Regions from separate parts of the Mus musculus genome. Here region 2 is linked to region 1. A link is a loop called in an ENCODE intact Hi-C map of the cell type or tissue named here. Cell type or tissue: heart. All regions are shown on one strand.

Region 1 (2,500 bases):
GCTGGAAAGGGGAACTCCAAACTAACAAGGGGTCAGTCAACTTTCTCTTTCCTCAAAAGCCTTTGAGTCAGAAACAAGCCTGAGGACGGCAGGGTTTGTAGGATGCTCGGAGTTCTGTGCACGTGCTTATTTTCTCAGAAGGAGAATTAGACAAAAATAATACAAATGGGAAATAAAGAGAATGACCTACTTTACTGGGGAGGGGAGGACCTCTGTGTGAGTGTTTTCATCTAATTGACTGGGTAGGGTTGCATGTCCAAATAAGGCCCCTCTGGTGCAGGTCCAGTTTGCACTGGAGAGGAGAAATCCAGGCCCCAGAACACCATGAGCCAGGACTAAGGCTAGCTCTTGGAACTGAAGCCTCAGAAGCTCCGGAGACCCCTTCTGGACACACACACACACACACACACACACACACACACACACACACACACGCACACGGGGAGGGGAGAGGGGGAGAGGGAAAGGGAGGAGAGGGAAAGGGAGGGGAAGGGAGAGGAAGAGGGAGAGGGGGAGGAAGAGGAAGAGGGAGGAGAGGGAGAGGGAGGGGGAGAGGAAGGGGGAGAAAGAGGGAGGGGGAGGGTGATAGGTAGCCAGGAGCCAATGGGGGCGTTTTCCTTGTCCAGGCCACTTGCTGGAATGTGAGATGTAGAATGACCCAAAGAGAGCTGCCAAGACAGAGCTCTGCCCCAGGAATTGAACTCAAAGGGTGTCAGAAAGCAGGTGGCCTTTGTGCACCTGGCGCGGGGACGTGGCTCCCCTCTTCCGGCTGGTCTAGCCAGGTGCCTGCCTGCCTGCCTGCCGTGATCTCTGGACGCCAGTAGAGGGTTGTTGTGGGTTTGGGTGAAACACGCCACCCCTGAGCTCTTCCGCGGGGCTAGCAATCTCCCCATCACCCCATTCGCGCTCAGAACCCCCTCAGCGAGTCTAACAGCAGGCCTGGTTCCCCGTACCCCGTCTGCACATCTGTCTTGGCTAGGGGTTTGCAGAAGCTTGGGAAAAGGGCTCCCTGTGTTCTTGCGCGCGCCGCTCTCTACAGCTTCTCTTTTTCTTGGATTCTCGCCTGTCTCCTCCCACAGGAAAAAAAAAAAAGGTCACGTATGTTTGGAAAAATATGTAGGTCAGTGGAACATTTCCTGCACTGGTGCAAAAGGAGAGAGGGCAGTGGGGGCGGGGAGGGAGAGGCCCGGCGCTGCTCCTAGGGCGCCTCCTGGCCGCAGCCCCCGACCTGTGGCCCTGGGGTTACAAGGGGACATTTAGCGGGTTCTTGCCGATCCTTGACCCATTTTCCTGACCAGTTAAGCTCGCCCTGGAGGAGGCACCGAGCGTTCCTCCCTAGCAACCGCTGCTATATTCCACGAACAGCGTTCACTCTCACATCCCAGGACCCTTCTTCTCACCTGGTGTTCCCTCACCCACCCACGTCCCCAGTAACCTGAGTCACGGAAGCGCAGAGGCCTGCCCTTAGAGGTCGGCGTGGGCGAGGGGGACAAGACAATCACATTCTAGCAAACACCCCCACCCCGTGACAGCACAGTGGCAGTGGGCACTGAGATGATTCCCATTTACCCGGGGCACGGATTCTTTGCTACCCCCCTAGTGACAACTTTAGCAGGACCCTGGCCGGCAGCTCCTCAAATGTCAAGCTCGCCTCCCCTCTTCCAGGTTCCGCACTAAGCACAGTCTCCCCCTTCCACCGCGCCCAGTCCGGACCAGACTGGCCGGACCCCCACGTCGATACCCCCACACCCCCCTCCCCAAGCAGCCCCGCAGGACTCGCAGAGGCCCTGGGGGCGCACCGGTGTCTGCCCCGCCGAGAGTCGCCGGGGGGTCGCAGGGTCCGCGTCCCTGCGGCACGCGCTGAGTGCGCGGCTCACACTGGGTTTGGACCGTAGGGGGGTGGGGGGAGCGGGTAGCCGCCGGAGCCTGGAGGCTTAAGAGGAAGAGGAGGAGGAGGAGGAGGAAGGGGAGCGGGAGGAGGAGGAGAAAGAGAAGAGGGAGGAGGAGGAGGCGGCAGCGGGGCGGGGAGGTGGCGGCGGTCCCCAGCTCTACGCGCCCAAGAGTTTGCGGCGCGAGCGGCGGGCTTTTCCGCAGGACCCGAGGGACCCGCGCAGCGGCCGCGGAGCCCCGAGACCCCGGCGGCAGCGGCGAGAGCAGCGCCTCCCGCCGCCGCCCGGGAGAAGCTCCCCGAGCCCGCCTGCCGCCCCGGCTCCCCGCGGCGGCGGGAGGCGCGTCTCCCCGGCCCAGTCGGTGCCCGGCCTGGCGGGGCCGCCCCGGCCCGCTCGGAGGTAAGAGGCCACCGCGCTTGGGGACGCACGATCTCGGGTGGGAATACGTGCGCGTGGCTCGCGGCTCTGGTCACCTGCTCGCTAGCGCTGGGGACGCGCGGGGCAGGGAGGGACGCTCGGGCGCGACACCGCGCGAGGCTGCGCAGCGCAGGCACCCGGGGGTTGGGGCGCGGGGAGGTGAGTCCTGCGCACTCCGGGTCCTGCCGCCCTGG
Region 2 (2,500 bases), 340 kb after region 1:
TGCCTGTGTTTATGTCTCTCTGTGTGTGTCTTTGTATCTGTGTGGTGTGTGTGTGTGTGTGTGTGTGTGTGTGTGTAATGCAGTAATAAGGTCTAAGACCATTTGCTGGAGGCAGTAATGCACTGAGAGCAACAAAACTCCCTCCCCCACTATGTTGGCTGTGGAGAGGATCTGACTGTGCTGTGTGCTGTTCTGAGTTAGCAACACCGGAATCCCATTTCTCCCTTACACTGAGATCGATTGAGATGAAAGATCCTTATTCCCTCTGGTTGCCATATTTGCCGTGTGGATCAATGCGTGGGAGGATGAGAGGATGGCCTTTGCTTGGGACTGAATTCCAGCTTCTTAGATGAGCCCTCTCTTGGATTAGATGGCTCTGGCTCTCGCTTAGACCAGGTGGCCAGCTAATACCCATGCTTCCCTGACTATTCCATGCAACGTAAAGAGAGGAACACTACCAAACTCAAACAACAAGCCAGGACCACTCCCGGGCAAACACTAACAGCTATTCTTCTTGAATATAGCATTGCCATGGTATTTATATATTTAGCCATGTGGTGTGTGTAGGGTGGGGATCGATTTCTTTAAGTTTTATTTGTGTGTGTGCATAGTTGTGGGCACATGGATGCTATGGTGTGTCAGAAGAAATGTTTTGAGAACCAGTTCTCCCCTCCCACATAGACCCAACATCTGCTTCTGTTCTTGTCAGGTAGCAGACACCCACTTTAGCACACAGACATACATGCGGACAGAATATCCATACACATAAAATTAATTAATTGATAAGAATATTTAAATTAATTAAAAAAAAACCCACTACTCAGCACTCCAGTGACCTTTGCAGAGATATGATCACAGCACCCGGGAGAACAGCTTCAAGGAACAAGGCTCATGGTTTCACACATGCCATTCCATCAGGCAAAGAAGGGCATGGTAGAGCAGAGCCCTTTGCAACATGGTGGGCAGGAGGCAGAAGAGCAGACAGGAAAAAGTCAATAATAAATATTCTTACCACTACTGGCTTGCTTCTTCTAGCTAGGCTCCGCCCCCTAAAGATTCGAGAAGTTCCCAAACACTGCCATCTACTTTTAAAACACAACCCATTTTTGGCACCCGCATGGAGGCATACAACGGTCTAATTCTAATTCTAGGGCATTTGGTGCCCTCTTCTGGTCTCAATTGGTACTGCATGTGTGTGGTATCCAGCCCGCATGAAGGCAAAACACCACGCGCACAGCAAATAAAATAAGAAGAACCACAAAATAACAGTTGCAATCAGATACAAGGAGTTAGGGCTGGTGACTTGGTTGAACAACCATGGCAAGGCACTGCAGTGGAGACCTGGGATCGAAGGTTATCAGTAAGATGGATAAGCCCATCAGCTCGCCCAGTCTCCTTGCCCTCAGAGCCACTGATGCTGAAAAAACCAGCACCCAGACATAGGTACCACTGCTGTGAGCTACCTCAGAACCGAGGCAGCCTCTGGGCTCCTTTGAAGTGGCTGATTTTAGCAGCATGTTGCGATCATCTGTCTATGTTGGTATACCAGATTTGGTCACGGGGAGTCAGGAATACAACTATCGGAAGCCATTGGCAGAGTAAAAAGAGGACATACTGGGAGAGGATGCTAGCAATACACAAATCTTACAGAGGATTCATGCTTGAAGCTTTAAAACTCAGAGGAGTCAATAAGAAAGAAGACAAGTGTAAAAAGGCAGAAGGCTGTGATGAGAACCCTAAGAGATTAGCCCAGCGAGTATAAATAAAGTCTCCTTTAAGTACTCATCAGGTATGGAGGTTTGAATAGGTTTGCCCCACCCTACCCCCTAATCCCAAAGACTCGGTGTTTGAATGCTTGGCCCAGGAAGTGGCACTATTAGGAGGTGTGGCCTTGTTGGAGGAAAGGTCACTGTGGAGGCGGGATTTGAGGCCTTATGAGCTCAGGTCTGACCAGTGTGGAACCCAGCCTCCTGCTGCTTGTGAATCAAGATATAGAACTCTGGCTCCTCCAGCACCATGTCTGCCTGCAGGCCACCATGCTTCCCTCCACGATGATAATGGACTGAACCTCTGAACTGGAAGCCAGCCCCAATGAAATGTTGTCCTTTATAAGAGTTGCCTTGGTCATGATGTCTCTTCACAGCAAGAAAAACCCTAAAACAGGAGGGAAGTAAAAAACAAAAACAAAAACAAAAAAACATTGTTTAAGACAGGGACTGTTACATAACTATTGTTAGCATTCTGTCTAAACTCCGTCCCACAGTTACCTGGCAATAGCCAGGTAGGCTTGACCCATTATAAAAGGGGCTGCTTGCCCCTCCTCCCTTTCTCATTCCTTTCTTGGTCTCTTGCCTTCTTGCTCCCACTGTCCCTGCGCCCCTTCCCCCTTCTCTCTCCACATGCTCATGGCCAGCCTCTACTCCTCTACTTCTCTACTCTCTCCTTCTCTGCCTCTTCTACCCTCTTTTTTTTAAAGATTTATTTATTTATTTATTTATTT

What was found. Peaks named below come from ENCODE experiments on the same cell type or tissue, not always from the same donor. Only the 100,000 strongest peaks of a DNase experiment are listed, where the experiment ranks them.
Region 2: a loop joins it to region 1, with 2.1 times the contacts of the local background. A loop is called at or near these places in 8 of 42 quality-filtered maps.

What each region holds. Positions count from the first base shown.
Region 1 is chr1:39,191,722-39,194,221 of GRCm38, forward strand. It overlaps a transcript of Npas2 not described here. Among named protein-coding and RNA genes, the nearest start is that of Npas2, 1.3 kb to the right of the region's middle. In heart, a CTCF peak has its summit at 1,232; DNase peaks (open chromatin) are centred at 1,030, 1,640 and 2,410; H3K4me3 peaks cover 1,921 bases; H3K27ac peaks cover 978 bases; H3K27me3 peaks cover 1,997 bases.
Region 2 is chr1:39,529,303-39,531,802 of GRCm38, forward strand. No RefSeq gene overlaps it. Among named protein-coding and RNA genes, the nearest start is that of Cnot11, 5.1 kb to the right of the region's middle. In heart, a CTCF peak has its summit at 1,171 (motif pointing left); a DNase peak (open chromatin) is centred at 1,109; H3K4me3 peaks cover 311 bases.